Regions from separate parts of the Homo sapiens genome. Here region 2 is linked to region 1. A link is an interaction called in ENCODE POLR2A ChIA-PET data of the cell type or tissue named here. Cell type or tissue: IMR-90. All regions are shown on one strand. Each heading gives the region's core, and the rest is flanking DNA. Links, peaks and the distances in the headings are about the cores only. Region 1 has its middle 21 kb from the start of LIMA1. Region 2 has its middle 7.6 kb from the start of AQP6.

The links. Peaks named below come from ENCODE experiments on the same cell type or tissue, not always from the same donor. Only the 100,000 strongest peaks of a DNase experiment are listed, where the experiment ranks them.
Region 2: POLR2A ChIA-PET joins it to region 1 with 23 read pairs; 2 of 35 experiments call an interaction of 5 or more read pairs at or near these places.

Annotation. Positions count from the first base shown.
Region 1 is chr12:50,301,389-50,306,763 of GRCh38, forward strand. No RefSeq gene overlaps it. Among named protein-coding and RNA genes, the nearest start is that of LIMA1, 21 kb to the left of the region's middle. In IMR-90, for the core only: no CTCF peak of the experiment used is centred there; DNase peaks (open chromatin) are centred at 1,503 and 3,083; H3K27ac peaks cover 984 bases.
Region 2 is chr12:49,977,868-49,983,242 of GRCh38, forward strand. No RefSeq gene overlaps it. Among named protein-coding and RNA genes, the nearest start is that of AQP6, 7.6 kb to the left of the region's middle. In IMR-90, for the core only: no CTCF peak of the experiment used is centred there; no DNase peak of the experiment used is centred there.

The sequences.
Region 1 (5,375 bases), core at 239-5,238:
CTCTAAAGATGTAGAACAAGCATTTGAATTTATCACCCATTCATGATAAAAGCTTAGCAAACTAAAAAGGAAAATTTCCTAATTTGTTAAGGGGAATCTACAAAAAACTTAAATTGAACATCATTCATAACATTAAACTTTAGAAAATTTTATCTAAAACTAGGAAAATATAGGGATGTCCACTATAATTACTGCTTCTATCAGCATTTTACAGGAAATTCTAGACAGGGCAGTAAGTCAATACAAAGAAATAAAAGATATAAGAACTAAAAAGGAAGAAACATTGACAGAGAATATGCTTGTCTTTGTGGAAAGCTCCAAATTATATAACCGTAAATTATTAGAAATAGTAATTGCACTTAACAAGGAAGCTGGGTTTACGATCAACATACAAGGCCGGGCACAGTGGCTCACGCCTGTAACCCCAGCACTTTGGGAGGCCGAGGCAGGTGGATCACCTGAGGTCAGGAGTTCGAGACCAGTCTGGCCAACATGGTGAAACCTGTCTCTACTAAAAATACAAAAATTAGCTGGGCGTGGTGGCAGGCACCTGCAATCCCAGCCACTCAGGAGGCTGAGGCAGGAGAATTGCTTGAATCTGGGAGGTGGAGGTTGCAGTGAGCCGAAATTGTGCCACTGCACTCCAGCCTGGGCGACAAGAGCAAGACTCCATCTTAAAAAAAAAAAAAAAAAAAAAACAAGGAGGCTGGGTTTAAGATTAACATACAAGGCCGGGCATGGTGGCTCATGCCGGTAATATATATATATTTTAGATGAGACCTTGCTCTATCACCCAGGCTGGAGTGCTATGGCACAATCATGCTCCACTGCAGCCTCAACCTGCTGGGCTCAAGCAGTCCTCCCCCTTCAGACTCTCGTGTGGCTGGGACTCCAGTGATGCGCCACCATACTTCAAAATATTCTATCTTGGTAAAGAAACTGGGAAAAGTAGAGTGAAAATAGCTAAAAGTTTTAGGTATTGTAGTTGTCAAAAACATCGTTAACATTTTCCAGATCCTAACATTAAAAGAACACCACCGAGCTAGGTCCATTGGGTAAGAGGACTACGTGGAACACTGAACCATGTTAAAGAATGTTGGCGGCCAGGCACGGTGGCTCACGCCTGTAATCCCAGCACTTTGGGAGGCCGAGGTGGGCAGATCACCTGAGGTCAGGAGTTTGAAACCAGCCTGGCCAACATGGTGAAACCCCATCTGTACTAAAAATACAGAAATTAGCCAGGCATGTTGGCAGGTGCCTGTAATCCCAGCTACTCAGAAGGCTGAGGCAGGAGAATCGCTTGAACCTGGTAGGTAGAGGCTGTAGTGAGCCAAGATTGAGCCATTGCATTCCAGCCTGGGCAGCAAGAGTGAAATTCCGTCTCAAAAAAAAAAAAAAAAAAAAAAAAGGATGCTTTGGAATGAAAATGTACAATGCCTTCCCAAGGAGTGAGAAAAGGTCAGCAGTCTCATCCCGGCCACATCCTTGTGGCAACTGACCTCATCTGGAAAGCAAACTGTTTATTCCACTCATTTAAATGTGATGGAAGTTCATGACAATTGAGCTCTGGGAGCTGGTTCTAAAAGAGTCATCCACAGATTCTTTACCCTGAAAGGAATCCCAGATGTGTTCAGTTTATCTCCTTTCATTGGGAGATTTTTTTCATTAGATTTATTAGGGAAGTATAGTATTGTGCTTTAGGGTTGCTTAATTTGTTTTTGTTTTCGTAATTAATAGACAATGTCAGGAGCTGCTAAACCTGGGTTTTTGTATAGCAGGTGAATAGAATTAGAACCATGGCCAGGCGCAGTGTCTTACACCTGTAATCCCAGCACGTTGGGAGCCTGAGGCAGATGGACTGCTTGAATCAAGGAGTTCGAGATCAGCCTGGGCACATGGCAAAACCCCAACTCTACAAAAAAATGCAAAAAGTAGGCAGGGGTGGTGGCACATGCCTGTAGTCCCATCTACTTAGGAAGCTGAGGCAGAAGGATCATTTGAGACTAGAATATGGAGCCTGCAGTTAGCTGAGGTCGTGCCGCCATTGCACTCTGGCCTGATGACAGTAAGACCCTGTCTCAAAAAAAAGAAAAATAATTAAAACTATGAACTTTAATTAGTTCATTTACATAGCAGAATTGGGAGCCAAGGCTTTGGTTTCAGCACTCTTGTAATTATAAATTACTACTTGAAATAAAAGCTGACCATATTTTAAAAATATTTATTTCTGTTAGGCAGTTCTCTTTTTTTTTTTTTTTTGAGACAGAGTGGTGTGATCTCGGCTCACTGCAACCTCTGTCTCCCAGATTCAAGCAATTCTCCTGCCTCAGCTTCCTGAGTAGCTGGGATTATAGGCACTTACCACCACACCAAGCTAATTTTTGTGTTTTTAGTAGAGATGGTTTCGCCGTGTTGGCCAGGCTGGTCTTGAACTCTTGACTTCAAGTGATCCACCCACTTTGGCCTCCCAAAGTGTTGGGATTACAGGCATGAGCCACCACGCCAGGCCAGACAGTTCATTCACTGAGTAGCTAAAGTAGATAAAAGAAGAAAAGATATCGTTTCCTTTTTTTTTGAGACGGGGACTTGCTCTGTCACCCAGGTTGGAGTGCAGTGGCGCGATCTCAGCTCACTGCAAGCTCCGCCTCCTGGGTTCACTCCATTCTCCTGCCTCAGCCTCCTGAGTAGCTGGGACTACAAGCACCCACTACCACACCCGGCTAATTTTTTTGTATTTTTTAGTAGAGACGGGGTTTCACCGCGTTAGCCAGGATGGTCTCGATCTCCTGACCTTGTGATCCACCCTCCTCGGCTCCCAAAGTGCTGGGATTACAGGCGCAAGCCACCGCACCTGGCCCCGATGTTGTCTTCTATAAGTAACTTTCATCCTAGTTGGAGATAATCACCACATACTTGCAAGAAAGACTTTATCCTTATCCTCTTGTTCTGTCTTCTGCTTGAGGCTTTGGATAAAGGCAAAGCCCTTTTAAGCCCAAGCAGGACAAAGTCCAAATCTGAAAATTGCACTATCCTCCAAAGGTCTTTACCTTCCAATGAGTCAGATAATTTTGGATCATTCCCATTAATGAGTCATGCTGACCAAATGTAGTTTTTGTGTATTTCTTGCTACAACTTTTAAATATTCCCTTCCTTCCCTTTCTACATTTGTTGAGTGACTACTGTGGAAACAAGACTCAGAAAGTTAACAGGCTCTTGTATAAAAGTATTTTAGTAATTTAACAAACTAGTGTTGCTGGGCGCGGTGGCTCATGCCTGTAATCCCAGCACTTTGGGAGGCCAAGGTGGGCGGATCACCTGAGGTCAGGAGTTCGAGACCAGTCTGGCCAACATGGAGAAACCCCATCTCTACTAAAAATACAAAAAATTAGCTGGGCATGCTGGCAGGTGCCTGTAATCCCAGCTACTCAAGAGGCTGAGGCAGGAGAATCGCTTGAACCTGGGAGGTGGAGGTTGCAGTGAGCCGAGATCATGCCATTGTACTCCAGCCTGGGTGACAAAAGCAAGACTCCGTCTCAAAAAAAAAAAAAAAAGAAAAGAAAAGAAACTAGTGTTATCTGAGCATTGACAGCAAACTATATACTCAAGGATCAATTTTCTGTTTTAATAAAAAATCCAAATTTTTACTTTTAGTATACCATCTGTGATGGTTTTAAAACCACAAATTCCAGGCCGGGTGCGGTGGCTCACGTCTGTAATCCTAGCACTTTGGGAGTCTGACGTGGGTGGATCACGAGGTCAGGAGTTCTAGACCAGCCTGGGCAATATGGTGAAAACCCATATCTACTAAAAAATACAAAAATTAGCCAGGCATGGTGGCTCACACCTGTAATCCCCGCTACTCAGGAGGTTTAGGCAGGAGAATCACTTGAACCCGAGAGGCAGAGGTTACAGTAGTGAGTCAAGATCACACCACTGTATTCCAGCCTGGGCAACAAGAGTGAAACCCCATCTCAAAAAAAAAAAAAAAAACCCACAAATTTTTTGATGCTTCTCCCTATAAAATGTGAAACGCCCCTCCCCTTGAACATGGGTGGGGTTTATGGATTTTCTTTTTTTTCTTTTTCTTTTTTGAGATGGAGCTTCGCTCTTGTTGCCCAGGCTGGAGTGCTATGGCGCCATCTCGGCCCACTGCAACCTCTGCCTCCCGGGTTCGAGCAATTCTTCCGCCTCAGCCTACAGAGTAACTGGGATTACAGGCACCCGCCACCATGCCCAGCTAATTATTTTTGTATTTTTAGTAGAGGCAGGGTTTCACCATGTTGATCAGGCTGGTCTCAAACTCCTGACCTCAGGTGATCCACCCGCCTCAGCCTCCCAAAGTGTTGGGATTACAGGCGTGAGCCACCGTGCCCGGCCTGGACTTTCTTCTGAGTAAAAATGACAGTATGTCACTTTTTTTTTTCTTTTCATGGCTCATTGCAGCCTCAACCTTCCAGGCTCAAGTGATTCTCCCACCTCAGCTTCCTGAGTAGCTGGAACCACAGGCAAATGCCACCATGCCCAGCTAATTTTTTTTTTTCAGGGATACGGTCTCACTATGTTGCCCAGGCTGGTCTTGAGTGCCTGGGCTCAAGGGATTCTCCTGCCTCGACCTTCCAAAGTGCTGGGATTACAGGTGTAAGCCACTGCGCCTGGCCTGACAGTGTGTCACTTCTAAGACTAGGTCATATAAAGGCATTGTGGCTTCATCCTTCCTCTCTTGGACCATTTATTGTGGATGAAACCAGTCATCATGTCATAAGGATACTCAAGAAACTTTATGAAGAGGTCCCTGTGGCCTCTAGCTAAGAACTATGTGAGTGAGCTAATTTGAAGGCAGATCCTCCAACCTCTTCCCCTACCCTCTACCAAGCTTTTGGACGACTGCAACCCCAGCCAACATCTTGACTCCAATGTCATGAAAGACCCTGAGCCAGAACCTGCCAGCTAAACTGCTGCTAAATCCTGACCCACAGAAATTATGAGATGTATGTATGTTGTTTTAAGCTACTAAATTTTGGAGGTAATTTGCTATGCAGTAATAGATAACTGATACACCATCACGTACAATTTTATAATAAATAATTCACAAACTTTTTACCCATCTTATGAATAAGCTCACCAGAATGGCACAGTGGCTTACGCCTGTAATCCTAGCACTTTGGGAGGCCAAGACAGGTGGATCACCTGAGGTTGGGAGTTCGAGACTAGCCTGACCAACATGGAGAAATCCCATCTCTACGAAAAATACAAAACTAGCCGGGCGTGGTGGCACATGCCTGTAATCCTAGCTACTCGGGAGGCTGAGGCAGGAGAATTGCTTGAATTGGGAAGGTGGAGGTTGAGGTGAGCCGAGATCACGCCATTGCACTCCA
Region 2 (5,375 bases), core at 50-5,049, 320 kb before region 1:
CAGCCTGGACAACATGGCAAAACCCTGCCTCTACAAAAAATTAAAAACTTAGCCAGGCATGACGGCTCAAACCTGTAATCACCAACATGTTGGGTGGCCCAAGCAGGAGGATTGCTTGAGGCCAGGAGTTTGAGACCATCCTGGGCAGCATAGTGAAACTTCATCTCTATTATTTAAAATGAAAAATTAATTAAATTAAAATACAAACAAAAGATAGATCCTTTTTAGTGATGTCTCCTGAGGGACTGGGGATGGGGGAAAGGCTGCCCAAGTCTTCCAAGGGCAGTGTGGCAGGCCCAGCCTGTGACCAGTGCAGTAGCTGAATCCCTGGTGCTCATAGCCCCAGTAGCTGTGCTCAGCGTTCTGTAATATCAGCGCAGATACTACTCACATCTCTCCAAGCTGGGCCCCACTCATCCATCTTCACAATCTCTCAGAGTCCAAGGCTGCCTGTGTCCTTTTATGAGCAGGGAGAGCTGGGTGTCTGTATGTATGCATGTATGAGAGCGTATGTGTAAACAGAGGACATGATTGACTTGCTCAAGGTCACCTGGTTCAGGAGCACGAACACTTAAGGTCTCCCCAGCTCCCAGTTGAGAATTTTCCAAAATAGAGCTCCTGGGGGGTTCATACAAGCTGCAGCCCCAGGAAGGAAGGAAACAGGAACTAGAGGATTGAAGGGGATGGGGGCGTGGAGCTCCTATGGTAGGCTCTTAAGCTCCTTGACAAATGATCACTGCTTTTTGTCCCCAGAGCCAAGCACACACTGGGTGCTCAATATAAGTTTGATGAATGAATAAGGCTGGGCAGTTGGGGAGGATGGGAGGCAGTAATAGATCAAGAGGAGAAAATTTCAGGAGTTACAGCTCCAAATAAGCCAGTATGACAGCAGCTGAGAAGCCTATGCTTCCAGGCAGGGGCTGGGGAGAGGGTGCATCGCCAGATATTTGCTGTTCCACCCACAATTTCAGAGCAGGCTTCACAATGTCTGTCCCAGGAACATACAGGCCAAAATATGAGGGGTTGCCTGAAGAGAAAGCTGAGGGGCTATTTTCACTAACAGTTCTTCAAAGCAGTTCTGTCAGGACAGAGCAGGAGGAAATAAGTTTCCTGAGAAGTGGGGAATTAGGTTAGCCTCTGAAGAGCATCCAAGGTTAGACGTGGAAATAAGTAACCAAAGGTTCGCTTCCCCTCCTCTGGAGCCCTTTAATAGGACAGCAGGCCATCTGTTTGGATGAGGGAAGGGCTGGCCTTTGGAGAGCTGAATCTCAGTAGCTCCAGCTGGGGGAAGCAGGCTTCATTGGCATAGCCCCTGGGCCTGGGTGGGGGCAGGGGACATGGGGAGGACAGAGACCCAACCAGGCCAGCCCTTGGTGTGCATTCCCTTCCTCCTGTTTGTCAGGGAAGTTTTTAATTAATGGTGTATAATCTGATCTGACCCTTCTCCCTGCTGAGCACTGCCTTCAATCAGTGGAGCCATCTGCAATTGCAATTCATAATTCTCCCCAAAGGGAGGGGGACTCGGGCCGGGTGCCTTGGTGATTAATACAATTAGCCTTTTATGTTGATGATTGTCTTAGCAGGAGCAGATGATGCTGTGCTGGGAGCCTGGGCGGTCGCGTCCCGATTGGCTGGCAGGAAGCCCCTCTCCGCTTCCCACCCCCACTTTTCATCTTCGATCTACTACCTCCAGGTATAAAGAGGACAGGCCTCATCTGGGGTCATACTGTGCAAGGGGGAAAAGGCCAGGAAGGGGTAGGGCTCTGAGCCACATTTGGTCTCCTAGGACTGAAGGAAGAGTAGAGTCACACCATGATCTGGGCGCTTTTACATTCCAAAGAAAATCACTTTCACCTAAAGGATTGTGCGGACCAAAGTTAAAAAAAAAAAAAAAAACTACATAAACATAGATCGGGAGTTGACAGAGTTTAAATACAGGCTCAGGCACTTAGCAGCTGTGTGAACTTGGGCAAGTTACTTAAGGATCCTGAGCCTCACTTTCCTCATCTGGAGGATGGAGTACAGTCAAAAGGGAGCTGGAAGAACTACATGAGATGTGTGTGTGTTTCACACCATGCCTGACAGGCAGTCAGATCTCAATCAGTGGTAGCTATTTTTACCACCATCATGATCGCGGTATTGCATTCTGTCTACCATAAGTTCAGCTACTTCCCCTGCAGTTTCTAATGAGGCCTGGGCTATTACTAAAGAAGGGATCACATCCTTCCCATACCCCAGGCTTAGCTTGAGCTGAGGGGGGACGGGGGGAGAGAGTTTATGAGTGTATTTGGGGGAAAGGGGGAATCACAGAAGAGGAGTCAAGAATTAAAACATAAGAATTAAACACAAGAAAGAGGCCGGGCTCTAACCACACACCTGTAATCCCAGCACTTTGGGAGGCCAAAGCGGGTGGATCACTTGAGGTCAGGAGTTTGAGACCAGCCTGGCCAACAAGGTGAAACCCCATCTCTACTAAAAATACAAAAATTAACCAGGCGTGGTGGCACATGCCTGTAATCCCAGCTACATGGGAGGCCGAGGCAGGAGAACTGTCTGAACCTTGGAGGCAGAGGTTGCAGTGAGCCGAGATCACGCCACTGCACTCCAGCCTGGGCGACAGAGCAAGACTCAGTCTCAAAAGAAAAAAAGAGAGCGAGAAATAAGGGCCTTCTCATAACGGAGAAGTGGAGCACTGAAGTGATCACACTGGGAGAGTTGGGAGACTCCAGGAATGGAGGTAAGAAGTCTGGGTGGGGTGGAAAAGAGGTGAAAAGAAGCAGAGCTTTGAAGATTAGGAATTTCACATGAAAGCTAAGTAAACAAAAAGGGAGCTGACATCAGAGCTGAGAGTTAAAGGGGTAACACAGACCAAAATCACTGTGATCGATAATGAGGTCAAGGGATCTGAAACAAGCAGATCTGGGTTTTGATGGGAGACTCCACCAGGTCAGGGGAGGGGATCAGCTAAGTTCCTCTGGCCCCACAGTGCTGTTTTCTGTGCCCCGGAGCAACCCCAGGGAGTGCCGCGAGAAGAGAGATCGATGCTTGATACTAAGAGGGATTTTAACTGACAGCTTAGTGCCAGGCCCTCTCAATGTCAGAGAGGAAGATGGGGAGGGAAGAAGGGAGGGAAGAAGTTAAGGGCTAATCAAGATGAAGCATCTGGCCAAGCTGTGACCTCTCTGGGCAGCTGTGGCAGGGGGTCAGCATAGCCAAGATCCGTAATCACTTCTCAGGGAGCGGCAGCTACACTACAGCGCAGTCACATATTTAGCAAAAGCTGGGGAGGCAAGGCATGGTTAGTGAATGGGGTTTATGGGAGTGGGGAGTCCAATAGCACTAATTAATAGGCTGCAGTTAATTAGCAGAAAAGGGGGAAATGAAAAACAATGTTTCAGAGCTCTGATTGAAACCCATAAAGGGGCAGCTATTGCCAGAGCTGCAGGTGGAGGAGGCCAGAGACAAAGGCAGGGACAAATAACTCCCGCTCCACCCCCATGGACAGATGAAACAAGCTCCAGCCAGGCCAGCGTGTGGCAGGCCAGGTCTCACTAATGCAGGCCTCCATAACAACTGTTTCAGTACTCACTGAGTGGTTAAGTTAAATATTAAAAGCTAAGACAGCCAGTGCCCTTATACAAAGGCTGGAATATAACAAACGGCCACCAGGAGTTTTGCCTAGGTTGCTAGGAACGGTGGCTCACGCCTGTAATCCCAACACTTTGGGAGGCCGAGGCAGGTGGATCACGAGGTCAGGAGATCGAGACCATCCCAGCTAACACGGTGAAACCCCGTCTCTACTAAAAATACAAAAAATTAGCCAGGCATGGTGGCGGGCGCCTGTAGTCCCAGCTCCTCGGGAGGCTGAGGCAGGAGAATCGTTTGAACCTGGGAGGTGGAGGTTGTGGTGAGCACCACTGCACTCCAGCCTGGGCAAAAAGAGCGAAACCCTGTCTCAAAAAAAAAAAAAAAGAGTTTTGCCTAGGCCTTTCCTAGAGCTTAAAGCATGACAAAATAACAAAAGAATTATTAACAGGGCCTGTTTAGGATTAAACAAGTTTATTGGGGGTCTGAAGGAACTCCCCAAACCTCCATGATTTAGCAGGAGACAAGGGTAATCACCCCATCACCTGGACCCATTTAAATTAAGTAAATTTACTGAGGTTCCAGAGGAAGGTCTTCAGGCCTCAGATCTTAGTTATAGATTAAAAGAAGTTATGTCTTTAGATGAATGCACACTTACACACAGACATCTAGCTTGGAAGGTATCTAAGCTCTGGAAAACTTTGTAGTTTTGAGTTGGTGTGGTGATAATTTCCAGGCCTTCTCCCTGTAACCGGTTACAGAAATGAAAACTCCCTTCTTTCCCAGTCCACCTGTGTCTCATTATTGGGCCACGAAAATAAGCATCCTGACCCTGGGTTTGATCCGGGAACAAGGGTCCAGCCTGTGGTGAGGGAAGAGGCCAGGACAGCAGTCAGGGGCGTCTGGTTCTGGAGCAGCAGGCTGGAGGGGCTTTCTCTGGAAATACGCTCTGTCCCTCCCTAACTGCCTGGCACAGCCCGAGTTCCAGCTCTCATGTCAGGACCTTAAGGCTCTGTGAGCTCCCCCAGCACTCTGCACCACCTCTATCCCAGCACTGAACACGTGACTTCATAGTTATTTGAACATCTGCCTCTAACAGGAATATCTCCTTAAACAAAATGATATTTTTAGTCTACTTCTAATTTCAGGGCAATATGTTCCTTATCTTTACTGTCTGTCCTATGAGACAGGCTTCCTTTTTTTGTAGGTCCCCAAATCATGGCCTTTCATTTTCAAAAGAAGAAAGAACTTCCTCTGATATTCTTGATGAGTGAGGTGGTCAAAGGATTGCAACACACACTCCCAAAACCCAGCCCAAACAGAATGTCTAAAACCTCCCATCTCTCATGTGTTAAAGCAGCCTGGTGTCCACCAGGATGTACTGTTATTTTGGTCAGCTCATCACTGATTCACAGTGGCTTTCCCCTAACAGCTCTGGGGTCATGACTGGGTCCAATCTTGATCCTGCCCCACACATTGCTTGTCTGCTTCTTCATGCTATGTGTCTTGGACTGAGCCTTGGTTTCTCTGCTTTTCCTATACTGTAGCTATCTTTCAGACCAGGGGGAACCTCCTGTTTTAATCTCTCTTTGACCACAGCAAAGTCGCTGTTTTCTTGGCCTGCACAGCTGGTCCATCCAACAGCCTATCTCACATGAATAGCTAACACTTCCAACCCAAATAACATTGATTACAAGATGCACTACTATTTTATGAGCTACTGAGGAACATTGCATTATATTAGTAAGATGCCATTGATTATAAGATGTCCCAATTCTCAGAGATATTAA